Regions from separate parts of the Homo sapiens genome. Here region 2 is linked to region 1. A link is a loop called in an ENCODE intact Hi-C map of the cell type or tissue named here. Cell type or tissue: heart right ventricle. All regions are shown on one strand. Each heading gives the region's core, and the rest is flanking DNA. Links, peaks and the distances in the headings are about the cores only. Region 1 has its middle 37 kb from the start of LINC00102. Region 2 overlaps CD99 (CD99 molecule (Xg blood group)).

Region 1 (16,649 bases), core at 5,515-13,514:
GACCCCATCTCTAAAAAAACAACAAGAAAAACACAAAAATATACATCATGACACCTGTATTCACACTCCTCATATACTGCAGACAAATGCCATTTTGAAGAGAGGGAGCTTTATTCCTGAGTGGGCGGAGGAAGAAGGATGAATTGAGGAAGTGTGTTCATTACTTGTCAGCTGCCAACACTGAAAACAACACATGTTTATTTTCTTACATTTCTGTAGGTCAGGAGTCTGAAATGGATTTCACTATTTTAAAATCAAGGTGTTGGGAGGCTTGCAGTCTCTCCAGAATCTCTAGGAGAGAATTCATTTCTTACTTTTTCTAGTTTTTACAAGCCACCTGCCATCCTTGGCTCATTAGCCGTTACCCCATCTTCAAAGCACATGACTCCGACCTCTGCTTCCATCCTCACATCCCTTTTTTCTGCGGTTAAATATCTCCCTTCCTCTCCTTATAAAAGCCCTGGGACCCCACTGTGATTCCATAGATCATTCAAAAAATGTCCCCATCTTAAGAACCTTACCTGAATCCTATCTGCAAATTCCTCTTTGTCCTAAAAGTTCACAAGTTCTAAGAATTAGGATGTGGGCATCTCTGGGGACCAGGATTGTACCTGCCACATAGGGTTTGAACACCTGATGGGATCTGGGAGCCTGATGAGGGAGGGTGTCACCCCTGAGGGGCTGGGTCAAAGTGAACCAAGTAGCTAGAACAGGTGGTCACAAGAAGTTGGTGATTCCCAAGGGCACCAGCTTGGGAGAAGTAAGTGGGGCAGCTGGGGACCCCTCCACCTCTAGGGTCATGGATTTGGAGCCAGGCACTGAGAGCCTCCCACCAGGAGAGGGCACCGTCTACATATAAAGAGAAAGATAGGCCGGGCACAGTGGCTCCTGCCTGTAATCCCAGCACTTTGGGAGGCCGAGGTGGGTGGATCATCTGAGGTCAGGAGTTCGAGACCAGCCTGGCCAACATAGTGAAACCCCGTCTCTACCAAAAATACAAAAATTAGCCGGGTGTGGTGGCGGGTGCCTGTAATCCCAGTTACTCGGGAAGCTGAGACAGGAGAATTGCTTGAACCCAGAAGGTGGAGGTTACAGTGAGCCAAGATCACACCACTGCACTCCAGCCCGGGCTGGAGTGAGACTCAGTCTTAAAACAACAACTAGCTGGGCGTGGTGGCACACACCTGTAATCCCAGCTACTTGGGAGGCTGAGGCACGAGAATCGCTTAAACTTGGGAGGCGGAAGTTGCAGTGAGCCGAGATCACGCCACTGCACTCCAGCCTGGCTGACAGAGCGAGACTCCATCTCAAAAAAGAAAAAAAAAAAAAAAAAGAGAGAGAGAAAGATACACATTGTATATGCAGCAGGACCAGGCCTAAAAGCAACTAACACTAACAGAGAAGTTTTCAAACCTCAGGAAGATGGACCCAAGCCATATCACTGGCTTCTTTTCAAGGGAAAATTTGATTTTTTTTTCCCTTAACTGAACTCTTTTGGGCCACCCTGTTGACTGTAATGAGCACAGACTGCGTTTATCGTGGGAAATGAACTTTGCAATGAATTACTCCAAGAAATGATGCCGTTAGCAATGGGTACATGAGTGGAAGCAACAGCAGCGTGGGATCAGAGCCAGGATCTGAGAGATGCAGAGCTGGGAGGCAGGAGAAAGCTGTCTGGGAGCAAGCAGAGGGTGCTAGACCCAATGAACATGGCAAGCAAGGCTAGACCCTGAGGACAGTCAAAGGGCCATTTTCAAGGTTGAGGACTGACTGTGGCCTCACTGTGTTCCCCTCCATGGCACGCCATACCTGAGCTCCTCTTTCCCTCCTCACTGAGCCCCACAGGATCCTCGGTTCCATCGACCACAGGCCCTTTGCACGTACCACACTTGCTACACAAAACTTTCTGCCTCTACCTTGTGCTGTCTTCATACTTCAATTGTCAGCTCCACTGTTAGCTCCATGGTCACTTGCCCTTAAAAGTTCACATCTGTGGCCGGGTGCAGTGGCTCACTCCTGTAATCCCAGCACTTTGCGAGGCCGAGGCGGGCGGATCACGGGGTCAGGAGATTGAGACCATCCTGGCTAGCACGGTGAAACCCCATCTCTACTAAAAATACAAAAAAAATAGCTGAATGTGGTGGCATGTGCCTGTGGTCCCAGCTACTCAGGAGGCTGAGGCAGGAGAATCACTTGAACCTGGGAGGCGGAGGTTGCAGTGAATGGAGATTGCGCCACTGCACTCCAGCCTAGGCGACAGAGCGAGACTCTGTCTCAAAAAAATTTAAAAAAAAATAAAAAAGTTCATATATCTGTGTCCCTGCCTGACCCAAGCTGACCATGTTATAAGCATCTAGAAGCCTCACCTCCTTACTGCGGCTCTGACCACGGCACTACTTTTATATCCTGTGGGCAATTTTGTTTAAATATCCGCTTTCCTCGTTAGACGCTAAGCAACATGGGAGTGAGTGTCTGGCCATGGTTTGCTCATCTGTGCATCTCCAGGACTGGCTGGGTTCCTGGGTATGAAGAAGCAGCGGTCCACACACATGGGTGAACCTGTGCTTCTTCTCACCACTACACTGCTTGGCTTCCTTATTTCCTTCCTGTCACCTGGAATGCCTACCCTGTACTTCTCTCCAGCTCCAACACCATCATTTACCACCTCGTTCAGCTCCCAGGCATCCTAGAAGCCTTTCCTGACCACAGGGGTGCATCGTGGTGCACAATTCCTTCAGCTGCCACTATGGTGCAAGATGAGTCTAGAAGAACAGTTTTGCTGTGCGGTCACCCTTACTCACTATTGTGATTTTGCCTTTAACATATTGAAAAAGACACAGAAAACACACACCATCCGATCAGTTAGTTGCAGACACATCGCCCGATGCTAAGAATGTGCTGTGTTTTAAATTGACGTCTGTTGGCTCTTCAGCTTCTGCTCTGGGCTTCTTATGTCCCCACTCGGCCCTGAATCCCATTCCCCCAAATCTCAGTAACTTTGGTGGCTTTTGCACCAGCCAAAATCAGATCCTAGGTCTTGAGCAAAACCAAGAGCAAGGAAAAAAATCCCACATGGGAATCTGAGACCTCACTCTAATGACTTCAGTTGCTGTTGACTTGATTTCCTTCAACTGCCGAAGGAGGTTAGAACAGTTTCCTCTTGCTTCTAGGACAAAGCATCACAGACTTTGCAGCTTAAAACAATGCACATTTCTTTGCTTACAGTTCTGGAGGTAAGAAGTCTGAAATTAGTTTCCTGGGGCTCCCATCAAGGTGTCAGCAGGGCTGGCTTCCTTCTGGAGGCTCTAGGAGAGAAACGGTTTGCTTGACATTTCCAGCTTCTAGAGGCTGCCTACACGCCTTATTATGTAGCTGCTCCCTCCATCTTCAAAGCCAGCAGTGTAGCATCTTCCAATCTCTCTCTAACTCTGACCCTCTTGCTTCCCTCTTTCCATGATAAAGACCCATGTGATAACATTGGTCCTACCTGGGTAATCCAGTAATGTCTTCTCATCTCAAGCTCAGCTGATCAGCAACTTTCATTCCATCTGCAACCTTCATTTCCCTTGCACAGGTTCTGGGAATCAGGACATGGATATCTTTGGAGCCTGCTATTGCTTCTACCTACAACTGGTGTTACAAGACTTGGCCCACTTAATCTTGCAAATTCTTTCTGCCCCTCTCCTGTGCTTAATGAGATCTGTTCTCTATGAATGTTCAGGACCTCAGGAGTAGGGACCCCAAAGGCTGGGGGCAAAGTAGATGTGACAGGTGCCAAGCATAGGATGTGTGACCAGATTCGGTCATGTGATTACATTGTGAAGTGACCCAGGCATTTTCATTAAGAAGGAAAGTGGTTGTAGGAGGAGGAAATTGAACACAACCCACACATGGGTGGTTGGAAAATCTGAGACCTCTCGTGGGCATGCTCATCCATTTCACTCACCGGTACAGGGGAAATTCTTAGACCTGTCAGTGCAACTATTTGAAATAAACATCCAAGAAAGGCAGCAAACTTCAGGTAGGATGAAGTCAGAAGTCCACCCTGAAGCACAGTAAAAGCCACAAGACAGAAGTGACTGATCCCATCCCAGGGATCCTAAAGAAGATTATCATCAGACTTCTCATTGGAAACTTTGGAAGTCGGAAGGCAGTAGGCTGATAAATTCAAAATGCTAAAAAAGAAAACCAATGAAAACATGCTAACCAAGAAAAAAAAATGCTACATGGCTGAAGAAATCATGCAGAAATCTTAGCAACATTTTAAATGATCCAACAAGGTCTGTTGTTTCTGCGCAAATATGGGCAAACATGAGCTGGTATAGCTTATTTTTATGGGTGCAGGGAGCATGCAGTTATCTCCACTAGCATGTTTTTGTTTGTTTGCTTTGAGATGGATTCTCACTCTGTCGCCCAGGCTGGAGTGCAGTGGCACAATCTTGGCTCACTGCAACCTCCGTCTCCCGGGTTCAAGCAGTTCCCTGCCTCAGCCTCCTGAGTAGCTAGGATTACAGGTGCCCACCACCATGCCCAGCTAATTTTTGTATTTTTAGTAGAGATGGGGTTTCAGCATCTTGGCCAAGGCTGGTCTTGAACTCCTGACCTTGTGATCCACTCACATCAGCCTCCCAAAGTGCTGGGATTACAGGTGTGAGCCACCGCATCCAGCCTGTTTTTCTTTTCAACTCATGCATAGGTTCAGAATTTAGTTCCAGGTATGTGAGAGCTCCTTGTAGATGTTTTTCATGATGAGGCACCTGGCTTACCAGACTTTATCTGACTTCTTGCTTTATCTTCCCAACAGTTCAGCACCGTGGTGCGGTACAGGGTCCCATTAGCAGGTCTCATTTCCCACCACTGACTGAACATCAGCAGGCTCAATCCACAAGTCAGGGGCTGGGGATGTCTTGTCAAGAATTCCCTCTTTAGGGGCAGGAATGAAATTTATAACAACATCCATACTGTTTGATGGAGCCCTCTCTACATGGCAGGTGCTTTGCAAGCACTTTCAGAAAATCTGCACCAAACCTTATAGTAAGAATGATCGCTGTCATTCTACAAGTCAGAAACTTGAAGATCAGATTGGTGACATGTTCAGCTAATGCACTGCTAATAAACAGCAGAAGTGAAATTCAAATATCAAGACATTTGTCCTCAAAGTCTATGCTTGTAACTAGATTATGGCCCTGATATCCTAGGGGTGAATCAGTTTCAGTTTCCCTTCCTGGACCCCCAGCAAGTAGTACATGGGAATTATTCTAGTCCGGTATAGCGGGGAGCAGTGTAAACAGATAAACAAGGTTTTCCGGGGCCCTGGTTTAGGCAAATAAATCTTACAACTTATCTGGCTCTTTCAAGTCGACTTCAGACTTCGCCTTGCTTTCTAGACTGTTTTGCCTAATGGAAAATAGTGTTTGTATCTTTAGAAAATGTAATACGTGATTTTCCCCTCTCAATATTTTGCAGGTCAGAGATATTGCTTTGATCTATTTTCACATAATAATTATTATTTGAGGTCTCAAGACCAGCATCTTCATCTGTGTGGGGCTCTGAGTTAAGGGCTTTCCAGAGACTCACTCCTGCCGTTTCTTCTAACTCCCTTGAGCAGAGGCCAGCAGTAGAGAAACTTGATAAATAACACAAGTGCTATAATCCCTGAGTCCTCTAAGAAATGAGACACAAAGGAAAGATCCAGGGACATTTTCACAGATGTGCCCAATTCCAGTGGCCCCAGGTTTCCCACCCTGCTGTTGATATTCTGCCACCCATAGTCGTGATCATCTGGCTACAAAACAGCAGGCAAGGCTGTGCATGAGTGATGTTACAGGTGGGCTCATGGCTACATGGATGTCTAGACATGTCTAGGTGTCCATATGCAGGACCTGAGGGAAAGTGAGAAGGAGGGAGGGATGGGTGAATAGATGGATAGATAAATGGATGGAAAGGTGGACGAATGGATAGATGCATGAATGGATGGTGAATTGGTGGGTAAAATGGAGGGATGGATGGGTGTTTGGATGGATATTTGGATGGATGGATGGATGGATGGATGGATGGATGGATGGATGAGTGAATGGCTGAGTGGATGGGTAGACAGGTGGATGGATGGAGAGATGGATAAGTGTTTGATGGATGAATAGACACATACATGGATGGACAGGTGTTTGGGTGGATGTGTAGGTGGAAAGGTGGATAGATAGATAGATGGGTGGATGGATAGAGGGACTGATGGATCACTGAATACATGTGTCAATGAATGGGGGATGTATCATTGGAGGGATGGGTGAGTGGTATGGTGGATGAGTAGATGAATGAGTGGGTGGATAGATGGATGGATGGATGGATGGATGGTTGGATGGATGGTAAGGTGGATGAGTAGATGGGTGGATGGGTGGATGGATGGATGGATAGATGGATAGGTAGATAAGTAGATGATTGGATGGATGGATGCATGAGTAAACAGGTTCATGGATGGGTGGATGAGTGGATAGATGGATGGGTGGATGTGGGTGGCTGGATAGATATGTAGATAGATGCAAAGGTGAATGCAAAGAGAAGGATAGATTTATGAGGATGCAAGTGAGAATTTTTCTCCTTAGGTCATCAGGGGAAAATTAAATCCTTACCCACGGAGACATCTTTCATTTGAGTCAGGCAGAGGCCCTCTTTTTCTCTCTCCTGGTGACCAGGACAAAGAGAAATGCAGGTGTAGAGAGCTCTGATCAGGGAGCCCTGCCTGCCTCCTGTCCTGGGTGACCTTTACCAAATCCTCTCCTGCGTTGGGTCTCCCTAACCTTGATTTTCAAATGGTGGCTTCAGGGCTTTGCCTTTTCTGTGTCTGTGGTTCTCTGTCATCTATCAAGTCTCCCAGGGAGCCCCTTCTTGCCTCCCCTCTGTCCCTTTGGCCCCCACTCCAGACCCCAGACTGGGTTCAGGGTTCCTCTCTAGAAGTCACTGATGGGAGCCCACACCCTGAAAATGCCTTTAGTCTTCATTCCAGCCTCTCCTCTCTGCCAAGTGAGCTGCCCTTGCTGGCAGCAGTCACTTCCTCACACAGGGGGATGCTTGTTCCAGCACACTGAGTAAGTGCTGTCTCCTGAGTGGGAATTGGCTTGGCACAGGCGACCGTATGACTGTTTCAAAAAGTCATTCAAATTCTTTGTCTTGTACATCCTGTCTGGAAGCACGTATATACATTCCCGCCTCCCCACTGGGCACGCTCTTACCCTTGCGCTGCCATTCTGGTGCTAGGAGCTGTTTGTGCTGTCCACTGGGTGGACAGAGACGTCTTCCCCATGAAAAGAGGAATCAGGGTTTTCATGTATCTCTTAGAAGCCGGGCATTTGGCACCGGGGCTCATGAACAGCTGATTTTTGAAGTGGTCCCAGGGAAAGCTCAGTTGGTGACTGATAAGAAGAAGGTCTGGGCTGGGTGCAGGTCTCACGCCTGTAATCCCAGTACTTTTGGAGGCCGAGGCAGGCAGATCAGTCAGGAGATTGAGACCATCCTGGCCAACATGGTGAAACCCCGTCTCTACTAAAAATACAAAAATTAGCTGGCCATGGTGGTGCACGCCTGTAATCCCAGGTACTCGGGAGGCTGAGGCAGGAGATTCGCTTGAATCCCGGAGGTGGAGGTTGCAGTGAGCTGAGATCATGCCACTGCACTCCAGCCTGGGCGACAGAGCAAGACTACGTCTCAAACAAAAAAAAAAAAAAAAAAAAAAAGAAGAAAGGAAGAAGAAGAAGAAGAAGAAGAACATCTGAAGAATTGGGATACTGAGGCATCATCTTCCTTGCCCAGTGGATCTGTGGTTTCATACCCTGGGTCTCCTGAAGCTTTGGGGTTTTTCTCATTTTTTTTTTCTTTGAGATGGAGTCTTTTTTCTTTATAAATTATCCAGTCTTAGTTATTTCTTTATAGCAATGTGAGAACAAACTAATGGTGCTGGTCTCCTCAAGGAAACTCCTGCCACACCCCCTCCCTCATCTTCTTTCTCTCTGTCTTTTTGTTTTGAGGTGGAGTCTAACTCTCTCGCCCAGGCTGGAGTGCAGTGGTGCGATCTTGGCTCACTGCCACCTCCGCCTCCCGGGTTCAGGTCATTCTCCTGCCTCAGCCTCCCGAGTAGCTGGGATTACAGGCGCCCGCCACCATGCCCGGCTAATTTTTGTATTTTTAGTAGAGATGGGGTTTCACCATGTGGGCCAGGCTGGTCTTGAACTCCTGACTTCAAGCGATCCACCTGCCTCAGCCTCCCAAAGTTCTGGGGTGACAGGCGTGAGCCACCGCACCTGGCTGGGGATCCTTTTTCATCTCTGGTGGACAACAAGGTGTATTTTCCTCTTGCTGGTCCAGGGGGCAGCAGAGGGAGAAGGAGACTACAGTGTTTGGGGGTCCGTGTGTGTGTTCTTTTCCCCCCTGGTGCCTGCTGTGGGAGGTCACATAATGCAGATGGATAATGATGGCACAGACATATCCTCGCTGTTGGCCTCTCCCACTTTACTTCATTTGTGATGGATGCACCACCCATTGAGTTGATTATAAAAGGCTGATAAGGCTGGGCACGGTGGCTCACACCTGTAATCCCAGCACTTTGGGAGGCCAAGGCAGGCGGATCACCTGAGGTCGGGAGTTCGAGACCAGCCTGACCAACATGGAGAAACCCCATCTCTACTAAAAATACAAAATTAGCTGGGCGTGGTGGTACATGCCTGTAATCCCAGCTACTCAGGAGGCTGAGACAGGAGAATCGCTTGAACCAGGGAGGCAGAGGTTGCGGTGAGCAGAGATCGTACCATTGCACTCCAGCCTGGGCAACAAGAGGGCAACTCCATCTCAAAAAAATAAATAAATAAAATAAATGAATACATAAATAAAAGGCATAATAAGCAAATTGCTAACTGTGGGGTCTGTGACTATGGACTCTTTCTTGTGTTCAAAATAGCTTTTCTGCAGAGTTAACTGTGCAAACCCAGGACAGCAGATTCTGTTTGTGCCCTTCAAGTGGTTTAGATTTCAGATTACCAAGATAGAAAAATATGTTTGACTACCTGTCCACAGTTCTGTATTTTCAGTTCTTATAATGGGACTACAAATAAGACAACCTGAGCCTTTGTTTCCCATACCCCTGAATGCACAGAACCAGAGTTCTGAACGATGTTTTTGTTTGTTTGCTTTTGAGATGGAGTTTCACTCTTGTCGCCCAGGCTGGGTGCAATGGTGCGATCTTGGCTCATTGCAACCTCCGCCTCCGAGGTTCAAGTGATTCTCCCACCTCAGCCTCCCAAGTAGCTGGGATTACAGGCATGTGACACCACACTCGGGTAATTTTTTGTGTTTTTAGTAGAGACGGGGTTTCACATGTTGGCCAGGGTGGTCTTGAACTCCTGACCTCAGGTGATCCACCCATGCGGCCTCCCAAAGTTGTTGGGATTACAGGCGTGAGCCACTGTGCCAGGCCTGAGCAATGTTTAAATCCTCAAAGCATCACTAGAATTCTGATAACTGTTTTTACAAAGAAGGAAAGGAATCATTATTGGCAAGGATGTGGAAACATTAGAATTCTCCTACTTTGCTGGTGGGAAGTTAAAGTGGTGTAGCCACTATGGAAGGCAGTTTTATGGCTCTTCAGAAAATTAAACACAGAATTACCAAGTGATGTAGCAATCCTACTTCTACCTAATACCTAAAGATACTGAAAACAAATGTGTAAACAGAAATTTGTACACAAATGTATGTAGCAATATCCAAAATGCCAAAAGGTGAAAACAGTCCGATGTCCATCTAATACTAAATGGATAAACCCCATGTGTTCCATCCATACAATGGAATATTATTCAGCCACGAAAAGGAATGAAACAGTCACATGCTACAACATGAATGAACCTTGAAGACGTTATGCTAAGTGCAGAAAGAGAGACACAAAAGGTCACATATTGTAGGAGTCCATTTATATAAAATGTCCAGAATAGTTAAAGCCATCAAGACAGAAATTGAACTCATGGTTGCTTAGGGCTGGGGGCAGGGAAAATGAACAGTGATTACTTGATAGGTACGAAGTTTCCTTTGGCGGTGATGGCAGGGTTCTGGAACTAGATAGCAGTGATGGTGGCATAACACTGTGGATGTAGTCAATGCGCCTGAATTGTTCACTTAAAAATGGTAAAAACGGGCCGGGCGCGGCGGCTCACGCCTGTAATCCCAGCACTTTGGGAGGCCGAGGCAGGCGGATCATGAGGTCAGGAGTTCGAGACCAGTCTGGCCAACATGGTGAAACCCCGTCTCTACTAAAAATACAAAAATTAGTTGGCTCTGGTGGCGCATGCCTGTATTGCTAGCTACTCAGGAGGCTGAGGCAGAAGAATCGCTTGAACCCGGGAGGCGAAGGTTGCAGTGAGCTGAGATTGCGCCACTGCACTCCAGCCTGGGCGACAGAATGAGACTCCGTTTCAAAAAGAAAAAAAAAAAAAAAAAAGATGAAAACAGGCTGGGTGCAGTGGCTCACACCTTTTAATCTCAACTCTTTGCGAGGCCAAGGTGGGAGGATTGCTTGAGCCTAGGAGTTGAAGACCAGAGTGGGCAACACAGATCCAGTCTCTACCAAAAAATTTTAAAAAATCAGCTGGGCACGGTGGCGTGTGCTTGTAGTCCCGTCTCCTCTGGAGGCTGAGGTGGGAGGATCACTTGAGCCCAGGAGGTCAAGGCTGCAGTGAGAGGTGTTTCTGTCACTGCACTGCAGCCTGGGTGACAGAGGGAGACCCCCATCTCTAAAACAAATAAATACATATGTACACAAATGAAAAGGTTAAATGATGAAATTAATGTTATGGGTATTTTTCCACAACAACATGCTTCCCCACAGAAATCTCAGTGGAGAAGACAGGAGTGTGGCAGACCAACATGCTTCTGGAGCTCCACAAAGCTGTCCCTTTAATTGGCAGCACGCCTGGTGAAGGCTGTTTGCTTTGTGGACGTTGACCTCCACCTGCTGGCCCAGTGACTCCTGCTATCTTCATTTTGTCCAGTTCACCTCTCAGTCCCCAGAGCCGTACAACCATCTATAGGTTCTTGCTTCTCCCTTTTCCCCTAGAAGCATCTCCTGGGAATCACCCCTGACCAAAAGCCCCAGGCACCTCTCCAAGACCCCCTACAGAAGCCTAAACAGCCCTTACATTCATTGCCTTTGGACCTACCCGAAGTCAACAAGTTCCAAACTCGTCAGAAACTGGGAGAAGTCTCAGCCCCAAATCAATAGCAGCCGTTGTCAGCTCCTCCCAGCTCAAAGTCCCCCAGAGATCGGTTCCCTGGTCTGAGTCAGGAACGAGAGACTGAAAAGCATGGGGATCTGGTGCTTTTTCTTCATAGGGTTAGTCGCTTTCCCCACCAAAAAACCTACCAACTGAAAGATCACTGATTGGATGGGTCAACCAGCCTCAGCTACCAGATGTCTTTGAGATGGGGAGCCAGCCCCCTAAAGCTGAGTCTCTGTGTGTGGCTTCCAAATACCTGGTCCCCTGGGTGCAGACAGAAGAGAGGACGCAGAGGCTGGACATCTCCCAGAGGAGGGGGAGACTGGCTGGTCACCAGATAATCTTGCTTCCCTCTCTGATGTCATAGGAACATGAACAGACTTGGAGATGCTGATTGAAAGTACATGTCACCTGAAGGAGACATTGGTTCCAGAGCCATTAATTCCTAACCTCCTACCATACTCTCTGCATGGTGGAAGATGCCAGAACATTCTCAGAGCTTGAGAAAAAAGAGGAATTGAGAGAAGGGACGGGGGTCAAGAGATAGAGAAGGTGAGAGGAATGTGAGAGAAGCAGGGGACGGAGGAGAAGAGAGGAAGGATAACTCAGAAGCTCAGGTCTAACTTCACCCCACTCCCCTTAGGACCCCCCCACTCTAACTGTTGTTTCTGAGAGTTCCTGGGGGCCACCCATAAACAATGAGGTTAAATGTAAATGGAAGGGCAGGACTCTGTTGAAGTCTGCAGAAGGTACCCTGTTGGCTGCATAGTCACCAGCTCTCATGACCCAAAGAGGAGAGTGAGCAGGTGACTGGATCATCAGTGAGGGTAAATCTGGAAGACAGAATTGGAGCCAGGTGCAGTGGCTCACAACTGTAACCCCAGCACCTTTGGAGGCCAAGGTAGAAGGAGCACTTGAGCCTCAGGAGTTTGAGACCAGCCTGGGCAACATAGCCAGACCCTGTCTCTACAAATAATTTTTAAAAATTCATTGAAGGATTTCTAAAGACCACTTGAGTGGTTTATGTCTCCTGGAGTCAGAACCCAGGGAGGATTTTTGCTGAAATACCAAAGCCGCAGGGAGCATGAATAGAGATGTTCAGACAGAAATTAAGTTTGAAGAAATAGACTTTGGCAGAGAGGCACGTGGCCACAGACAAGAACTCATCATGCATTCATTCTTTCACTCACTCAGCAAACATTAAATGGACTCTGTCTAACTGCATTTCCCTCTCTTGACAAGAGGGATACATCGGAGAGAGACAGGCTGAAGGAATGTAGAGTTGATATTGGACCTGGGAGCTTTCCAAAGGCACTGTGCTCTCCTGTGCCCTTCTTCGCATCCCAGTCTCTACGATGTTGACCGTGTTCGTGGGTTTCACATTGCTGTTGACATACCAGAAAGAATATGCATGAACCACAGTGACAAATGTCATTCATAATCATTTTCAGCACAGAATAACCTACAGAAATGTCTTCTGTGTACCTTCCCCTGCAATATTTTGTGATTCTGATGCAACTGGAGACAAAACATCTCTTATCCATGGCCTCTCTTGAATCAATTTTATCTCCAATCTGCCTTTTCATGGGTACTCTAACAAGAAAGCAAACAAGGAAAGTTCAGCTGGTCTAGCAGTTCTGAGACAGCAAATTATCTCACTGTTGATGTGGACAAAGAGCCTCTTGCAGAAAGACTATACTTAACTCTGAGAATCTGGGTCCCAGCTTTTTTTTTTTTAATCCAGAGAGACGTAAATCTGAAAGAATCTGAGTCCCAGCCGAGCTGAGAGAGGAGTAAAATCACGGAGGCATGCCTCCACTCAGAACACATCATTATCGTGCTTTTATATGGAAGGCACAGCCATTCACTCATTGTCCGATAGACGTTTCCATTGAACGTTGGATCTCTTCAAACCAAGTGTCTGCAAACATGATGGGTTTTGCACTGATGCTGAGGATGAATCCAACAGGAAAGATACAGAGAAACATCACATTGCACCCCAGAGACATATGCAATTATTGTTTATTGATTAAAAATATAATGAAAATTAGGAGGCTGAGGCAGGTGGATCATGAGGTCAGGAGTTCGAGACCAGCCTGGCCAATATGGTGAAACCCCGTCTCTACTAAAAATACAAAAATTAGCCGGGTGTGGTGGCACGCACCTGTAGTCCCAGCTACTCGGGAGGCTGAGACAGGAGAATCGCTTGAACCCGAGAGGTGGAGGTTGCAGTGGGCCGAGATGGTGCCACAGCACTCCAGTCTGGGTGACAGAGCAAGACTCTGTCTCAATAATAATAATAATGAAAAATAAAAGAGGAACAAGGGAAACCAAAAGTAAGCGTATAGAAGAGCAGTTTAACATGCAATTTCATTTTATTTATTTCTGCTTTAAGTTTATTATTTAAATGGTATCTCAAACGAAGAAGGCTGGCCACTCGTTCCCTCTTCTGTTACCCTATCATTGGAGGTTTTGTTCTTTGCCTTGGTATGTTGAGAGAACCCAGAGGTCTGTGAGTAAAATTCCGGGGTTTTGTCAACTCAGATGGGACAAAGTCTACATCTCTGGGTTCACTCACTTGTAACTGAAATTCAGCATTGCCTGTGGACATAGGCAACATCCCACAACAATGTTAGTCTTGCCTGTAGATTTCTCACCAACCATTATCACAAATACTTTCCTATCCCTGTACAGGAGTTGCAGATGAAATATCCTTTATGCTCATGACCACTTCAGCGTTACTGTGCATCTTGGACCTGCCTCAAATTATTTTAATCTTATGAATATCTAATGCATTACTGTGTTTCCATTGCACAAAATAAAACAATGACTTAGCAGTTGCCCAGGCGAGGGGAACCACTTCCAACAGGTGGGACTAATCATTCAGGGTTTTCGAAAGTTCTCTGTGTAGTTGGATTTTAAGCTCCTGAGTTAATCTGATAGAACTTTCTCATCTGGTTTTAAGAAGTGTGGTTAATGGGGATCTCTTGACTGTAGAATCAGTTTTAAAACACCACATTTACTTCTGACAGTAGGTAAATTTTACCTTGGGCAGAATTGTATGGCCTTGGTGGTAGTTAGTATAAATTAGTATGAATTAACTTGGGCATATGTGAAAATTACTATAGCATAAATTAATGAAGGCCTATGTGAAATTTTGCAATTATTTTCTGTATTCACCTAAAATGGCATTGCACTGGAAATATAGTATGCTTCTTTTGTGATTTCTACATATCTCTGTTTTTTTCTCATATCAGATTCTACTTTACCCCTCAGTGACAGTCATTTTACACCCCTCTCTGTCTCAATGTCCTAGGCACCCTGGGACCATCCTGGCTGGAAGGCATAGTGACATTGCTGGCCTGAGCTGAAGTGCCGATTAAAATAAATTGAAAGCTGAATTACCTTATGAACAGCTGCTTTACCCAGGAACAAATGTGGAGAGGAACTCCTTGAAACTGTGTTCTCAAGTAGACCACTTTTGAGAAATTATACATTTATCATAACATCTCAAGTCCTGCTCTACATAGAATGACCATTATTATCAAGAAAAGTTCTCCATTCCCTGTAATTCATAAGGCAATGCAGGCCTAACCAGAAAACAGGAACTGCGACAACCTTGCATCAGACACATTCGATCTCTCTATTCATAGTTGCATTCTCTTTTTTTTTGTTTACAAAGCCAATCACCAATAACTCGGAAAACAAAAACAAAAAAAAAAAAATGAACACATTGTTGAGCTCGCTTCTGAGAAAGATTCTGCATTGTGAATGTCAGGATTCCACATTTCTGAAGCACCTTTGCTCCTCCAGAAAGCATATCTCTAGTTTCATGGTGATACGAGAGAGAAATGACAATTGTCTGTATTATCAGGATGGCCCATTGTGCTCTGTGGATCTCAATCAATGTGGACATCAGCCATGATCAAGCTCTTTCTTTTCTCTCTCTCTCCTTCCTTCCTTCCCCCTTCCCCTCCCCTCCCCCTTTCCCTTTCCTTTACCTTGTTTCTTGCTTCCCTTCCCCCTCCCCTTCCCTTCCCTCCTCTCTCCTCCTCCCTCCCCCCTTCCCCCTCCCCTTCCCTTCCCCCTCCCCTTCCCTTCCCCCTCCCCTTCCCTTCCCCCTCCCCTTCCTTCCCCTTCCCTTCCCCCTCCCCTTCCCTTCCCCCTCCCCTTCCTTCCCCTTCCCTTCCCCCTCCCCTTCCCTTCCCTCCCCTCTCCCCTTCCCTTCCCTCCCCTCTCCCCTTCCCTTCCCCCTCCCCTTCCTTCCCCTTCCCTTCCCCCTCCCCTTCCCTTCCCTCCTCTCTCCTCCTCCCTCCCCCCTTTCCCCTCCCCTTCCCTTCCCCCTCCCCTTCCCTTCCCCCTCCCCTTCCTTCCCCTTCCCTTCCCCCTCCCCTTCCCTTCCCCCTCCCCTTCCTTCCCCTTCCCTTCCCCCTCCCCTTCCCTTCCCTCCCCTCTCCCCTTCCCTTCCCTCCCCTCTCCCCTTCCCTTCCCTCCCCTCTCCCCTTCCCTTCCCTCCCCTCTCCCCTTCCCTTCCCTCCCCTCTCCCCTTCCCTCCCCTCTCCCCTTCCCTCCCCCCTCCCCTTCCCCCTCCCCTTCCCCCTCCCCTTCCCTCCCATTCCTCCTCTCTCCCCCTCCCCTACCCCCTCCCCTTCCCTCCACTTCTGTCCCCCTTCCCTTTTCTTTTCGCTTCTTTTCTTTTCTTGAGACAGGATCTCACTCTGTTGCCCAGACTGGAGTACAGTGAAGTGATCATGGGTCACTGCAGCTTCGACCTCCTGGGCTCAAGCCGTGCTCTCTCCTCAGCCTCCTGAGTAGCTGGGACTACACACGCACACCACCATGACTGCCTAATTTTTTAAATTTTTATATTTTTTGGAGACAGCGTTTCATGCAGGTTTTCATGCCCAAGCTGGAGTGCAGTGGTACAGTCTCTTGGCTCACTGCAACGTCTGCCTCCTGGGCGAAAGCAGTATTCCTACCTTGGCCTCCCACGTAGCTGCAGCCACAGGCACTAGCCACCACGCTCGGCTATTTTTTTTTATTTTTTAGACACAAGACTTCACCATGTTGTCCAGGCTGGTCTCGAACTCCTGAGCTCAAGTGATACACCCGCCTTAGCCTCCCAAAGTGCTGGGATCACAGGCATGAACCACCATGCCCAGCCTGGTTAATGTTTAAATGTTTCCTGGAGATGGGGCTTCACTATGTAGTGCAGGCTGGTCTTGAACTCCTGGGCTCAAGTGATCCACCTCAGCCTCCTAAAGTGCTGGGATGACAGATATGCACCCCCACACTCAGAGATATTATTTTCTTTTCTTTTTTTTTTTCTTTTTATTTTTTTGAGAGGGGTCTTGCTCTTGTCCCCCAGGCTTGAGTGCAGTGGCTCGTTCTCAGCTCACT
Region 2 (16,649 bases), core at 4,135-12,134, 51 kb after region 1:
CAGAGAAAGACAAAGGACTTTGAGTCTTCAGGGGCAGCAACAAAATGGCAGAGAAAGGCTGGTTATTGAAGCTTGTTCATTCTGAGTCCTGTGTTCCATGTCCCAGGCCCATGTGGATTTTCTGCTGTCTTCCGTGCTTCACCTCTGTTCTCCCAGTTGGGGAGGTGGGGTTCGGATTGCTTGTGAATGTGGGCTCATCGTTGCTGGTGTAGCTGCAGGCTGCAGGCTGTCCAGGGCTTGAGGATTTGCTGATATTCTTTCTTTTCTTTTCTTTTTATTTTGAGATGAAGTCTCGCTCTTTTTCCCCAGGCTGGAGTGCGATGGTGCGATCTCGGCTCACTGCAACCTCTGCCTCCCAGGTTCAAGCAATTCTCCTGTCTCAGCCTCCTGAGTACCTGGGATTACAGGTGCCCGCCACCACACCTGGCTAATTTTTGTATTTTTTTAGTAGAGGTGGAGTTTCACCATCTTGGCCAGGCTGGTTTCGAACTCCTGACCTCAGGTGATCCGCCCGCCTCGGCCTCCTAAAGTGTATTCTTTTTTGATTTATTCCCAGTCTCTTGGCTGAAACATGGTAGCTCACCAGCATTTCTACTCCCATTTGTCCAACTGACGGTATCTTTTCACATCTCTAGAGACCAGAAGGACTTCCTCTTCTTGAATTTCCTGTTCAGTATTCTTTCTTGGCTTGGTTCCTTGGTGAGTTTTGAGGAGATGGTGCATGGGTGTGTTTTTCGGCTTTGTTTTAGTATGACTCAGGGTTGCCACCATGCCTTGTACGGTCTCCTAGTCATAGTATTAAAGTTTCCGCTTAGCAGGAAACCAGAAACTTCCTTTCTTCTCCCCCAGAGTCAGATTCAAACCAGTGTTTCTCAAGTGGGCTGTGAAAGTAGCTTGCAGCCACCCACCTTGCAAAGAAGAAAATTCAACAGAGGAGAGGAGAAAATGCCCACAGGGTACATGGAAAGCCTTGCTAAAGAAGCCGCATGGGCAAAGCTTTTGTTCCGCTCCCTCTGTCCCGGTGGGCTGGGCTGAGATATAATATATGTTTGTCATTGTGGACGGCAGCTGGATGAGTCTGAAAGCGGTTGCAAACCCCTTTAATTCACTTTGCTTTCTCAACTTTGAATGGTGTCGTGGGCTGGGGTGGGTCCCCTGTTTTTGAGAATCACCTGAAAGAGTCTGATTTTCTGCATCTTTTCGGGGAGTAAAGCTGTTGCTCCAAAGCGCTGTTTAAAAGCTGATAATAGTGTATCTGGTTGAGCTAACAGCCCTTCTTGAGGAGGCAGCAGACTGGCCAGAGGGTTCTGCAGGCATTACTCATCAGCGACACCTGAGTTTGCCCAGGTAGCCTGACTCTTGTTTGTTTCTGCTTTGCCTGACCCTGCAAAATTATTGTCCAAATGCACCCTGGCAAGCATTGATCCACGAGGGGATGCTGACCAGAAGGAGCTTTCGTTTCTGCACGATGGACTGGAACACGATGGACTGGAATGATGACAAGAATAAACACACTGCATTGTCTTTTAGGGCCAATGGACTTGGAGGCATAGAGATTTTATAACTACTGCCAGAACCCAAATATTGCCAGTCGGCCTCTTCTGCTGCTGTTGCTAGCTGTCTTCTTCTGGGGGAAATGGGTTGGGTTCTAAATATGAATTAACACAGGGCTGTCTTCGATGAATTCAGCACAAAATGTTCTCAGCAATTGAACACTCGGAGAGAAGTGTTAGGCATTTAGTGCAGACTCATAGAATAGCAGGACAGGGAGGGATTTGGATCTGGGCAAGCAGGAGATGGATATGAACATCTGTCTTTTGAGACCGTGCCGAGGTGGCAATGAAGGTAGAGGCCCCCTGTGTTGAGGTCTTTACTCAAGAGGCTGTGGTCCTTTGGGACTAACATAGCATCCGATAGACAGACAAGATGGACAGCTACAGCCACCTATGGGAAGCGGTTTCTACTCTTAAACCACAAGCCCCTAGACACTCATCATATCATAAACATATCACCGGGCAGTGGCTTGCAATCTTTTTTTTTCTTTGTTTCTTTTTTTTTTTTTTTTTAGACTTGCCCAGGCCGGAGTGCAGTGGCACGATTGTAGCTCACTGCAGTCTTGACCTCCTGGGTGCAGGTGAATCTCTCACCTCAGCCTTCCAAGGAGCTGGGACCACAGGCATGTGCCACCCTCAGCTAATTTTTAAAATCTTTTTGTAGAATCGGAGTCTGACTACATTGCCCAGGCTGGTCTTGAACTCCTGGGCTCAAGCAAACCTCTCGCCTCAGCTTCCCAAAGTGCTGGGGTTACAGGCGTGAGCCACCATGCTCAGCCTGCAATCATTTTTTTTGAGACAGGATCTCACTCTGTCGCCCAGGCTGAAGTGCAGTGGTGTGATCTCAGCTCACTGCAGCCTCGAACCCCCAGGCTCAGGTGACCTGCCCACCTTAGCCTTCTGTGTAGTTGGGACTATGGGCACATGCCACCACACTCAATTAATTTTTACCTTTTTTGTAGATACAGAGTTTTGTTCTGTCGCCCAGGCTGGTGGACATATTTTAATCCTACAGAGTCCAGGCTAAAAACACACCAGTAACTGTGATGCCCATCCCTCCTGCATTCCTGATTTCTGAGTGATGGTTTCAGACACAAACCTGCTTGACCACCCTCCAGTAGCTCTTGCTGACCTAGATCCGAGGTTCTCAGCTTTGGCCCCATTGCGGGAAGCTTGGAAACGTCACTCTTGCCCAGGGTTACCTGGGTAGTCTGGTTTATAGACGTGTTAGGTGTTTTAATTTTTTTTTTTTTTTGAGACAAGATTTTGCTCTGTCACCCAGGCTGGAGTGCAGTGGTACAGTCATAGCTCACTGCAGCCTCAACCTCCTGGGTTCAAGCAGCCCACCTACCTCAGCCTCGAAAGAAGCTGGGACCACAGGTGCACCTCACCATACCCAGCTAATCTTTTCTTTCTTTTTGTTTTTTTCTTTTCTTTCCTCTTCTTTTCTTTTCTTTTGTTTTCTCTTCTCTCTTTTCTTTCTTCTTCTTCTTTTTTTTAGACAGAGTCTTGCTGTGTTGCCCAGGCTGGAGTGCCTTGGTGCAATCTTGGCTCACTGCAACTTCCGCCTCCCTGGTTCAAGTGCCTCTCTTGCCTCAGCCTCCTGAGTAGCTGGAACTACAGGCACGCACCACCACGCCTGGCTAATTTTTGTATTTTTAGTAGAGACGGGATTTCACTATGTTGGCCAGGATGGTCTCGAACTCCTGACGTCGTGATCTGCCCACCTCGGCTTCCCAAAGTGCTGGGATTACAGGTGTGAGCCACCGCGCCCAGCCTTTTTTTTTTTTTTTTTTTTAAATTACAGAGTCTCACTCTGTCACCAGGCTGGAGTGCAGCGATGCAATCTTGGCTCGCTGCAACCTCTGCCACCCAGGTTCAAGTGATTCTTCTGCCTCAGCCTCCCTCAGGCGTGAGCTGGCACGCCCAGCCAAATTTTTCATTTTTTGTAGAGACAGGGTCTCCCTATGTTGCCCAGTTTAGTCCTGAACTCCTGAGTTCAAGCCATCCACCTGCCTTGGCCTGGCAAAGTCTTGGGTTTATAGGCGGGAGCCACTGCATCCCGCTATTAGGAATTTTTAAAAAGCCCCTCGGAGGGTCTTCATGTGTGGCTGAGTTGTCAAGAATCATTGTTATTTTACTAGATATTCTGTTTCTTCCCTCCTACATGAGATTTCCCATGACCGCCTCTCGGATGTGAATGTCTATGCCATGGATTACATTTTTCAAAGAGCATTCAGTTTGTTATTTCATCTTCAGCGAGCCCTTAAGATATTTCTCATGGGCCTTTTGTAGATAAAGACACTGGGGTCAGAGAGTTCAGGAGCTTGCTGGTGATCACATGGTCAGCATGGGGAAAAATGCATGTGGACATGAGTTCTGTTGGTGGTGAGACGTGGGCACAGGGGTTGCTGGGCTTGGGAGTTGGTGGCTGCGTGTGTGGGCTGAACAGAGCTCCCCAGGCACGGCCTTGTGGACCTTGAGGGATGCCTGCCTTCACCACTAGTGTGACTTGAAGGGGAGGAGAATGTCCTGAATCAGTGATGGGCATTTTGATATGGAAGAGAACTCCCTTGAATCCTGGTGGTGAACTTAGACCAGTCACTGAGGCCTCTCCAGCTCCTCAGGGTCTCCGTGTTCTAGGTATCCATGTGTCCTTCCATCCATTTATCCATCCATTTATGCATCCATGCATCCATCCAGCCATGCATCCTCCTTTTATCCATCCATCCATCAACCCATCCTCCCATTCATTTACCCATCCATCCGTTCGTCCATCCATCCATCCATCAACCCATCCTCCCATTCATTTACCCATCCATCCATTCATCCATGCATCCATCCATCCATGCGTGCATCCATCCATCCATTTATCCATCCATCCATCCATCCATCCGTCGTCCCATTCCTTTATCCATCCGTTAATGCACCTGTCCATCCATCCATCCATTCTCCATTCATCTTTCCATCCATGCATCATCCATGCATCCATCCTTTTAGTTCATCCAGCCACTCATCAATTGATACATCCATCTGTCCACCATCCACTCATCTATCCATCCATTCACCCATCCTTTCATCAATTTACCCATCTACCATCCATCCATTTATCCGTTCACCCATTCATCTATCCATCTGTCCATCCATCCACCTATCTGTTCATCCATCCATCCATTCATCTATCCATCCATCCACCTACTCACCCACCCACCCATCCATCCACCCACCCAACCATCCATCCACCCAACCATCCATCCATACCTCCATCCGTCTACCCACCCACTCATCCACTTAACTACCCATCCATCCACTTATCCATGCATTCATCCATCCATCCACCTACCTACTCACCCACCTAAACTCATCTATCCACTCAACCATCCATCCACCTATCCACCCTTACCTCCATCCATCCCCTTACTGCCCATCTTTCCACTCATCCCATCCAACTACCCATCCATCCACCCAGCTGTCCACCCAACCATCCACCCACTCACTAATTTATCCACTCACCCACGCATGCATCCATCCATCCATCCATCCACCCACCCATTTACCCACCCACCCATCCATCCACTTACCTGCCTGTCCATCCACCCTCCCAGTCCATGGCTCTTTCATGTATTCCTTCAGCCAGCATAGGTTGAAGTTAAATGTACTATTGGTGCTATTTGCTGTGGTCCCTGTTTTTTGTTCTCTGCTTTGGAGGTAACAACCAGGGCATCAATTTGGGCATAAAAGCACCATTGTGGATGGAAGGCCTGGATGTCTGGAGGCACAGAGCAGGGACTACACTTGTTCAGGGGGTCAGAGAGAGTTCTCCCAGGAGGGGCCCTCCCTGGACACTGAGCTTCCAAGAATGAGCAGAGGAAACCAGGTGTAAGGAAGAGGAAGGGCCTCTTCTCAGCCTGGTAGACAAGCAGTAAGAGTGATGATGGGGCAGCTGCAGTTCATCTCAGACTAGAGGAGCTGCAGGGGCCAGATGGTGGGCAACCTCTGTTGCCACTGCTGAGGAGTGCAGATTTAAGCTCCCCTGAAGGGTTTGACGCAGACAGCTGTGCGGGGACGCTTAACCTGCCTAAGGCCCGTCTTTGGGTAACAGCATGCAGAACAGGTGGGAGGGGCTGGGGCTATTTTTGGCAGAGCGTGGATAAGTCAGTGGAGATAGAAGAGAAGGCACAAGCTATTTTAGGAGATATTGAGGAAGTTAAAATCTGTAACAGGTCCCTGCCTGCAGAGTTGACCACACGTTTGCATCACATGGGTAGGCTTTAAAATATAGATGCCTGCATCTCACCTTGGAAAGTTTCTGATTTAATTAGCCTGGGCATCAGGACTTAGGAAAACCCCACAGATGTGTGTAATTTGCTGCTGGAGTTGAGAACTGGGGTGCGGAGCTGTGCTCCTTAAACTGTAATGTGCTTACAGATCACCTCTGGTAATACTTGTGAGAAAGCGCTTCAGGTGGGCTAGGGAGAGGATCACGGAGGGCTTCCTGGAGAAGGTGACATTCTCCCAGGGCCTTGAGGGGTGAATAGACATTTTCCAGGTTCAGAAAGAAGGAATGGGCTTTCATGGCCAGGTAGAGGATCCAATGAGGCAGACGAGGGGCCCAAATTCTGTGACCCCCTACCCCTACCCCACCCCCAGGATGCCCCTGTATCAGTCCCATGGTGTAACAACCAAATTCACAAGATGCTGCAGAGGGGAAGAGATTTTAAATTTTCTGAGAAAGACAATGATATATTTTGGACACCATGAGAAATACTGTTATTAACTTGTTTTAACCTAGGTACACGCAATCTTCATCATTCAGTGATTCTGTATTTGTGACTTGCCTGCTTACTAAAATGTATTTGTCATCCCCACATCAATATTCCTGGCATTTAATTTTTTTATTTTAAACTTTCATTTTAGGTTCGGGGATACATGTGAAAGTTTGTGACTTAGGTAAACATGTGTCATGAGGTTTTGTTGTACAGATTATTTCATCACTGTGGTATTAAACCCAGGACCCAATAGTTACCCTTTATGTTCTTCTCCTTACCCTCGGCTATTTTGTTCATGCACAGAACGGCAAAAAAATTGAACTTTTTTTTTTTATTTTTTTTGGATGGAGTCTCCCTCTTTCGCCAAGGCTGGAGTGCAGTGGCGTGATCTTGGCTCACTGTAACCTCCGCCTCCTGTGTTCAAGTGATTCTCCTGCCTCAGCCTCCCGAGTAGCTGGGATTACAGGCATGGGATTACAGCCACCACGCCTGGCTAATTTTTGTATTTTTAGTAGAGACGGGGTTTCACCGTGTTGGCCAGGCTGCTCTCAAACTCCTGGCCTCAAGTGATTCACCCGCCTGGGCTTCCCAAAATGCTGGGATTACAGGCGTGAGCCACCACACCTGGCCAGAATTGAGCTTCTCAATAGCACATGTTCTCAGCTGAGGTTCAACAAAGCCAGACCCTGCCTTCTCGGGCCAGCGCGTACTGTCAACAGGGTTCTTTGCAAGGTCTATTTGGTGTCCCGTGTTTTGTGTTTTCGTGCTTTTTGTCAGTGATTTTGCGCTTTCAAATATCCCCAAGTCGGTGCTGACATGCTACCTAGCGTCCCTAAGTACAGGAAAGCTGGCATGGTCTCACGGGGAAAATACACATTTGATGAGCGTCATTTAGGCACGAGTTATAGTGCTGTTGGCTTCGAGATCAATGTGAGTGACTCCACAATGTCTATTCACTGCGGTGTCTTTAAACAGAAACCCACATAAAACGCGCTTAGGTAGTGATTGGTTCATGACCTCTGGGAACGTAGTCCTGTATTTACGTGGGAGCAATAGTTCACTATTCGCTAATTCAGTGTTCGCTGAGACTTTATAAAACGTAACTGCTTTGAATAACAAAGCTGTAATTAACAAACCGAGCTGTTAAGTGTGTGTGTGTGTGTGTGTGTGTGTGTGTGTGTGTGTGTGTGTGTTGGCCTCACATCATTTTACAGAGACACACAGGGCTCTGTGAACTGCTAATAGTTGGGACCGGCGGAGGGGTTATTTCAAGCTAGTCCAAAACTGCAGGGCAGAGACCACTTTGAAAGGAGATCAGCAGTCGGGGAGTGGCTGGGATGAAGTTGGAAAAAGTGCTGAGGCCCCTAAGTCAGTTTCCGGTGTTTCCACGTTAGCCTTGGGGGGTGATCACTCAGTTTCCTGTAGGGATGGGATCTGGGCTGGCATCTGCCTGTGGAAGGGGTGACAGGGACGGAGAGCAGGGAACCCCGAGCAGCCCTGCCTTGCTGTTGTCTGAGCCTCAGAACTCCTGAAGGCGGGGTCCTTCAGCATCACCCTGGAGTTTGTTAAAAATGCAGGCTCATGAGCCTCACCCCAGACCACAGAACGAAAATGTCTGGGGGTGAGACCCAGGATTCCACGTCTCCCCAGGTCCCTCGCAGGGCGATTCTGAGAACTGCCGGTGTGAGGCGTGCTCAGCCCAGCCCAAACATTCACACCATTCTTTGGCCTCTTGTAAAACTTGGCGTAGCTCAGGGGACGTTCCCAGAGTTATGGCACACGAACAAAAGAAAGTTTCCCACTTCTTACCAAACATATTGTAAAATTACAGGAAAGAGCTTGTTCTTTCACGTCTATACCCTTGTGCCGTCGTCCTAGTTAGGATGAAGCCGAGATGTTACCTTGTACCTTAGGCCACCGCAGACAAGGAAGTATATGCAGTTTAACCACCTGCATATAATCTTTTTCTTTTTTCTTTTCTTTCTTTTTTTTTGAGACAAAGTCTCATTCTATCACCCAGGCTAGTGTGCAGTGGCACAGTCTCGGCTCACTGCAACCTCCATCTGCCAAGTTCAAGAGATTCTTGTGCCTCAGCCTCCCAAGTAGCTGGAACTACAGGTACACGCCACCATGCCCAGCTAATTTAGCAGAGATGGGGTTTTGCCTTGTTGGCCAGGCTGGTCTCGAACCCCTGACCTCAGTGATCTGCCTGCCTCAACCTCCCAAAGTGTTGGGATTACAGGAGTGAGCCACCATGCCCTGCCTATTTTTTGGAGGCAGGGTCTCTCTCTGTTGCCCAGGCTGGAGTGCCGTGGTGCAGTGTCAGCTCCCTGCAATCTCAACCTCCACAAGCGCAGGCCATCCTCCCGCCTCAGCCTCCCAAGTAGCTGGGACCATGGGAGTGCGTCACAACACCTGTCTAATTTTTGCATTTTTTGTAGAGACGGGGTTTCATCATGTTGCCCAGGCTGCTGTTGAACTCCTGGGCTCAAGCAATCCTCCCACCTTGGCCTCCCAAAGTGTTGGGATTATAGGCGTGAGCCACTGTACCCGGCCACCTATGTATAATTTTCAAGCTAAGAAGACAGAGAGACGAGTTTAACTATTGCTACAGACATGAAGCCCTTCCCTTTCCATAGTTTGCTAGCAGAGAGTGTTTCCAGGGCCCGGCGGCCACTATCACCCACTGCGTTCATAGCTTTCCATGGGGTGAACAGATTGCGCTGGACTCAGCGGTTAAATCTAAAGTGTAGGATGTTTGGTGAACTCGGAGTTCCTTGCACTTGTCTGTGATCTGGCACATTGTGTTTTCTGTACTCAGATATGCAGTCACTGGCACACATCCTGTTACTGACGGGAAGCTGGACCCAGCACTGGAGTATTTCTGAGACTATGACACTCTGGTGTATTCCTGAAACTATTTATGACACTATTAAGCTCTTTTCTGTAATTTTACAATATGTTTGGTAAGATCTCAGCGCCAGATTTTTTTAAATGATGTGTTTATTTCTTTTAATTGACAAATACACATTGTATGTGTTTATGCGGTTGCACATGGTGTCTTGATGTATGTATCCATGGTGAGATGGATTTAAATATGCATGACCTCACAGACTTTGCAGCACTTTTTTGTGTGTGGTGAGAACACTTATTCAGAATGGGCTCCTTTAGTCGTTTTCAAATATTCAAGCCATTGTTACTAATTGCAGTCGCCATGGTGTCTCTGAGCTTTCCTGAAGTTATTTGTCCTGTCTCATGGACGCTTTGTGCCCTGTGACCGATCGTCTGCCCGGTGTTAAATGACACATCTTGAAAAAGAGGACAATACTTCCAGAGCGATTCGGTTTTATAGCAACAGAAAAGTAAGGGTGTTTTGACCATTTGAATAAAATAGTAAAATGAAATGTATCAGCTGCCTCCTGCTATTCCCACACAGGAGGACTTCCGGTGCTTGCTCCAATGTGGAGGCATTTTCTCTTGCAGCATTCTGAGCTACAATTATCTCTAGGCTGGGGACCCTTCCCGAGGCCCCCCAAACCTGGAATGAAAGTTTTTAGGGTCAGACCATGTGACTGGTTCCACTCGACCTCCAAAACGTTAAAAAGAAAAAAAAAAAAAGAGCCGGGCGCGGTGGCTCACGCCTGTCATCCCAGCACTTTGGGAGGCCGAGGCGGGCGGATCACGAGTTCAGGAGATCGAGACCATCCTGGCTACCACGGTGAAACCCAGTCTCTACTAAAAATACAAAAAAATCAGCCGGGCGTGGTGGTGGGCACCTGTAGTCCCAGCTACTCGGGAGGCTGAGGCAGCAGAATGGTGTGAACCCGGGAGGCATAGCTTGCAGTGAGCCAAAATCGGGCCACCGCACTCCAGCCTGGGTGACACAGAGACACTCTGTCTCAAAAAAAGGAAAAAACAAAAAACAAAAAACGCTTTGCCTTTGCTTGGCATCAGAGGACTCAGCAGCAAGTAAAGAGCACACACGTGCCCTCTGCACCACCTCCTCCTCCTTTTCTACAATGTCCTGAAAGTTTCGTGTTTAGTGGGCTTTGGAAAAGGGTGTGGAAAACCAGCAGGAGCAGATGAGTACTGGAGTGGCCAGCAGCAGGTGTGAACACCCTGGGGTGATGCTGGGGCTGAGTGAATTGGACATTTTTCAGCAGGGACACCCAGGCCAGTGGCGGGTCTTCATCCTCCCACCCTTAATGGAGATGAACGGCATTATTGAGAAAGCTGCAGGCACACACAGAGCACTGCTTAAATGATGTCCCTGGCTGCTGCTGTTACTATGTAATGATTGTGTTATTCTTATGAAAATCTGAAAGTTACAGGAATCTTGGAACTGCCTAATTTTTTTTAATTAATTAATTAATTTATTTCGAGACAGAGTCTCACTCTGTCGCCCAGGCTGGAGTGCAGTGGTGCGATCTCGGCTCACTGCAACCTCCACCTCCCGGGTTCAAGCGATTCTCCTGCCTCAGCCTCCCAAGTAACTGGGACTACGGGCGTGCACCACCACGCCTGGCTCATTTTTAATTTTATGTGAAACACCTGAATGATGTGATGATGGGGTTTAAGATAACCCAAGTGTTCGGGCGCGGCGGCTCACATCTGTAATCCCTGCACTTTGGGAGGCCAAGGCAGGCAGATCACTTGATGCCCGGAGTTTGAGACCAGCCTGGCCAACATGGCGAAACTCCATCTCTACTAAAAACACAAGAATTAGCTGGATGTGGTGGCACATGCCCATAGTCCCAGCTACTGGGGAAGCTGAGGAAGGAGAATCACTTGAACCCAGGAGGTGGAGGTTGCAGTGAGTTGAGATCATGCTACTGTACTCTAGCCTGGGCAACAGAGCAAAACTCTGCCTCAAAAGAAAAGAAAAGAAAAGAAAAAAACAGCAAAAAGAGAACCCAGGTACTGGCTCTCCTCCTGCGTTTGCCCCGGTTGAGTGCATTCCTGCATTAGTGCAAGCCTTAGTCACGTTGCAGAGGAACTCACACACCCCATGTGGCCTCGGGGACTTCACTCTGGGTTCGTCCTGTTTTTTGAGTTGCCTGGCTGATGAGAAAAAGTAAACATGGTTTGAATCAGTAGAAAGTGTCTTGTCAGACTGACTCATGCCATCTGTCGTCCGTTCCGCCTTGCCCTGATGAGCCATTACCCTGTCCCGGAAACATCTGGAGCTTTGAGAGGGCCGGGTGGAAACAGCAGTGGCAGTTGGGGGTTCTGCTGAGGGTCTGGTCTCTTTGCAAATTTGCAGAGAGGCTGAATGCCGTAAACGTGCAACACAGGCACCTGAGTTCTCCACCAGGCTCCTTCTCTGAGGGCATGGTTGCAGCTCTTGCTGGGTGGGTTTTGTTGGTGTTTTCTTCACATTTGTAGCCCCGGAGGTCGTTTTCAGGAGCAAAAAGGCAAGTGGGGGTGTCTGCTGTGAGCCCGCAATTTCCTGCCTACCACCTGAAAGCTCAGGGAATGTGATGAATTGGGAGATGAATCCTAGGCAATAAAGAGAGCAGTGGACTGAGTTAGGAGACGATAGCTTCATTTACAGAGATTCCTTTACTGACTGATGATCATTGATTGGGTTTGCTTCCCCATGAGGCTTCAAGCCAATAGCACGTGCATTTGCATCCATTTATATACACCTGGGGGACTGCCTTCCTCACACACACCTGGGGGACTGCCTCCCTCACACACACCTGGGGAACTGCATCCCTTCACATACATAGGGAACTGTGTCCCTCACACACCTGGAAGATTAGCCTCAGAGGTGTCTGCAGTACCAGATTCCACCAGGGAGTGAACGTCTGATTATGGGTGATTCAGGGTGCCCACGTCTATATGAAATCGAGAGCGGGTCACCTCCCTTTCCTCCCTACTCTCTGTGGGGTGGTGTTTGGGGAGCTGTCTTAAGTGTTAGTCACCCGAGGAGAAAATGGTGAGGGTGGGACTCTGTATCTGGGAGAAAGGAGACCTTGGAGGCAGGGGACAGACTGACAGAGCCTTGAGCGATGGAAGCTGAGGTCGAGGGCCCAAGGTCGATGATAGAATGCTTGGGGTTGTCTCTCCTCTGGTGTCCTTGTCCTTCAGGCATCCTGGAGTGACATTGAAATTGTTTCAATTAAAAACTGTAGAAACAGCACAGAGATAAGAATGGAAGACAAGCTCCAAGTGCGGGGCTGAGGCGAGTTCTCCAAGGACTAGGGCTAAGGGCAGAGGGTGGGAGAAGGGGAGAAGGGCGTGAGGGGCATACTGTGTCCTTTGCCACCCACTCTCAGACTTGTTGTCTTGGACCTCCGTCGGCTGAGCTTGGGGTCCGGGGAGCAGTGGGTTTGGACACTCAGTGGTGACGTCAGCCGTAGTCCTGAAGCAGAGGGGAAGTTGGCAATCCAGGCTTGCCTGGGGGTGACACTGGTGGCGGGAGGGCCTGTGCCCTCCCCTGTAACTGGGTTTGTGTGGGGTCCATGGGGGCATTGGGGTCAGTGGAAGGAACATGAAGTGAGCCAGAGCATCGTCACTGTGGCCTCTGAGGGCAGGTGGAGCAAGAAAAGGAGGAAGCTTCTAAGTGACACCTGGTCCCAGCTCAGTGGCTATGACCAGGGAAGTCATGTGGAGGAAAAGGCTGGTGGACTCTGAGGGTGATGGAGGAGGATGGGAGGGGCAAGCTAGGCTGGGGAGGTGGCAGGCCATGGACACACACCAGACAGACACACATGTGCATGCACACATACACAGGCACATACATGCATGCACACTCATGCCATGCATATATGCATGCATGCACACGTGTGCACCCACACAGCAAGTCACATGTGCACGTGAGCACACATGAAAACACACAAGCACATGCACATACTCCTGCAGTGCACATGCACACCCATATATGCATGCACACAGGTGTGTGCTCAGATAGCACCCTCACACATATGCACACAAGCACACAGGCAAACACGCAGACACATGAACAAATGCACATATATATTCATGCAGTGCACTTGTGCACATATACACATGCAAACAGGTGTGCATTCAGCACACTCACAATGCACATGAAAACACGTGTGCACACACATGCAGTGCAATACATATATGCATGCACATGTGTGCCCACACCATACACCCACACATACGTGCAGGAGCACACACGTGCACACACAGAAACCACATGAATGCATGAGCACGCGTATATGAAATACACATGTACACATGAGCACATCCACACGCGCACATGCATGAACATAGACACACACATGCATGTACATAGACACGCACATGCATGTACATAGACATGCACACGTATACCCAGGCCCTGCATTGGAAAAAATCCAAAATGTGGCTTGGTTGCAAAGAGCACATGAAGAGCTGTTGAATGCAGAGGTGCCCAGCAAGAAGCATGGACCTAAACCCGAAGGTGGTTGGGGGAAGCTTGGGGACACCTGGGTGGGCAAATGGCCCCCCTGAGGCCCAGGGACAGATGCAAAAACCCAGCAAGCCAGGAGGGTCTTTGAAAAAAAAAATGTGTACCACATGTGACATTTCCCATGTGAGGGAAGCATCGAGATCATACTGTGTTTTCCCTGTGCCCTGCGATTTTGCAGCTGACATGCCCTTTCTGTGGAAATATATAGCAGTCCTCATGCTAGGATTGCGTGTTCTGTGTCAGGCAGCTGGGCATGGGAGTGCAGGGTGTGGGGTGGAACCTGGGAGGAGAGTTCTAGTTTTACCACTGTGTTCCGGCCGTGGGGTGTCCTGGGGAATGGAGGCCACCTCCTGACACTGGAGTTTCCTGGGTTCTGCTGTGAGCGAGGAGTGGGAGAAGACAAGACTCTGGTCTTAGAAACCTTCCGAGTCTCGTACGCCCTTGACTGCCGTTTCTGAGTATTTCCTGAAGCTTGGGAAGGATGAGTCACTTTAAGGGGATTGTCCTATGTTGCTTTGTTTTGTTTCTTTAGTGACGGTGTCTATGATCATCTTCTGTTTATGAGGGTGAAATTACAGAAATAAGAAGGGTTACACTTAAAATAATATCTGTACTTTACTTTCACGTGTGGGGTTTTTTTTTGTCATTGCTGCTGCTTTTTTTTCTTTAACATTCTGACAGTTCTGTCTGCTTATTATTAAGTCTTCCTACCTTTCTAAAGAGAATGTCTTTCTTGCTAAAGAATACATTATGGACTCTTGGAATCTCTTTGTTGGGGTGGAGGGGGTGGGGACTTGCCCTGACTTGCTGGGAATGCCCATAGGGTTTAGAAGTCACGTCTACCGCTGAGGCACTAACAAAGGTAAGCCTTCAAGGAAGCACTGTCATTTCCGGGGAAGAGAGTTTTGAGGAAATTGAAACAGTTACGAATTGATCTAGCAGTCCCTCTACTAATGTATCTACATATGAAGATATGTAGAGATGACTTTTTTTTTTTTTTTTTTTTTGAGATGGAGTCTCCCTCTGTCACCCAGGCTGGAGTGCAGTGGCATGATCTCTGCTCACTGCAACCTCTACTTCCCGGATTCAAGCGATTTTCCTGCCTCAGCCTCCTGAGTAGCTGGGATTACATGCGCATATCACCACGCCTGGCCAATTTTTTTGTATTTATAGTAGAGACGGGGTTTCACCATGTTGGTTGGGCTGGTCTCGAACTCCTGACCTCGTGATCCTCTCACCTTGGCCTCCCAAAGTGCTGAGATTACAGGTGTGAGCCACCGCACCCGGCCCCAGAGATGACTTCTAAACCTTCAGGGTATTCCCAGCAAGTCAGGGCAAGTCTATATATATATAATATATATATGTGTATATATATATTTGTATAAATATATAATTCGTATATATAGTATGTATATATAGTATATATAGTATGTATGTATATGGTGTGTATATATGTAGTGTGTGTATACATAGTATGTGTATATACAGTATGTATGTATATAGTATGTGTATATATAGTATGTGTGTGTATTATATATATATATAGTATGTGTATGTGTGTATATATATATATGTTTATTTGGGATAAGGAAAGGAAATCAGTATGTCAAAGAGACACTCCCCTCCCATGTTTATTGCAGCACCATTCGGAGTAGCCAAGACATGCAGTCAATGGAAGAGCCCATCAAGGGATGAATGCAGAAAGAAAATGTGCTATATCAACTCTGTACATTCACTAAAAGCCATTCATTTGCACAGTGAGAATAAGTGCCTTTCATGCTATGTAAACTATGCCTCAATAAAGCTATTAAATGAACAAAGAAAATAGGGTATATTCACAATGGAATGGTATTCAGCTTTAAAAAAGAAGGAGGTTGGCTGGGTGCGGTGGCTCATGCCTGTCATCCTAGCACTTTGGGAGGCTGAGGCAGGTGGATCACCTGAGGTCAGGAGTTCAAGACCAGCCTGGCCAACATGGTGAAACCCCGTCTCTAGTAAAAATACAAAAAATTAGCTGGGCATGATGGGCGGGCGCCTATAGTCCCAGCTACTCAGGAGGCTGAGGCAGGAGAATTGCTTGAACCCAGGAGGCGGAGGTTGTAGTGAGCCAAGATCATCGCACTCCAGCTTGGGCAACAGAGTGAGACTCTGTCTCAAAAAGAAAAAAGAAGGAAGTCCTGCCATTTGCAACAACATGGATGGAACTGGAGGACATGATGTTAAGTGCAGTAAGCCGAGCACAGAAAGACAAATACCGTCTGACCCAAACACGCTTACGTGGAATCTAAAACCACTGAACTCACAGAAGCAGAGTGGAATGGCGGTGACCAAGGGGTTGGGAGTGAGGGGTGGGGGAAATGGGGAAATGATGGGTAAAGGGTACAACATTTCCATCAGATAGGAAGGGATAAGTTCAGGGGTCTACTGTACTCAGGGTGACTGTGGTTAGTAAGAATGCGTTGCATACTTGAAAATGCCTAAGACAGTAGCTTTGAACTGTTTGCACCACAAATAAATAGGCGAGGTAAGATGTAAATAAAGAAAAAAAATACTTCAAAAAATACAATTACAGATTTCTATGGAAACATATGAACATGAGTGCATATATATATTTATATGTGCGTGTGTCTGTACCTGCCTTATGGTTTATTCTGGATCAGTAGGATCCTCCCTTGCTACCGTCTAAAGATCTGCCGCATGCTGCAGGAGGAGCTGTAATTGCATTTATGATGTCTGGCAAGTGTCCTGTTGTGGAAACAGCCATTTCAGGGCTCTGAGGTTGTGGAAACGACTCCACTCTGGTTGCCGGCATGGGGCCCACAGAGCTGTTCCGAGCGTTTTGTCTACTTTCTACTTATTGTTGACACACACAGAAACACACACGCAGCCATGAGTACACACACA

The links. A loop is a pair of places that touch in the nucleus more often than their neighbours do. Peaks named below come from ENCODE experiments on the same cell type or tissue, not always from the same donor. Only the 100,000 strongest peaks of a DNase experiment are listed, where the experiment ranks them.
Region 2: it touches region 1 in a loop (2.1-fold over the local background); 14 of 110 quality-filtered maps call a loop at or near these places.

Annotation. Positions count from the first base shown.
Region 1 is chrX:2,643,938-2,660,586 of GRCh38, forward strand. It overlaps the pseudogene CD99P1. Among named protein-coding and RNA genes, the nearest start is that of LINC00102, 37 kb to the left of the region's middle. In heart right ventricle, for the core only: no CTCF peak of the experiment used is centred there; no DNase peak of the experiment used is centred there.
Region 2 is chrX:2,696,137-2,712,785 of GRCh38, forward strand. The region is part of intron 1 of CD99 (CD99 molecule (Xg blood group)); the gene reads left to right. Among named protein-coding and RNA genes, the nearest start is that of CD99, 13 kb to the left of the region's middle. In heart right ventricle, for the core only: a CTCF peak has its summit at 8,004; DNase peaks (open chromatin) are centred at 5,676, 8,015, 9,105 and 11,405; H3K4me3 peaks cover 1,569 bases; H3K27ac peaks cover 5,079 bases.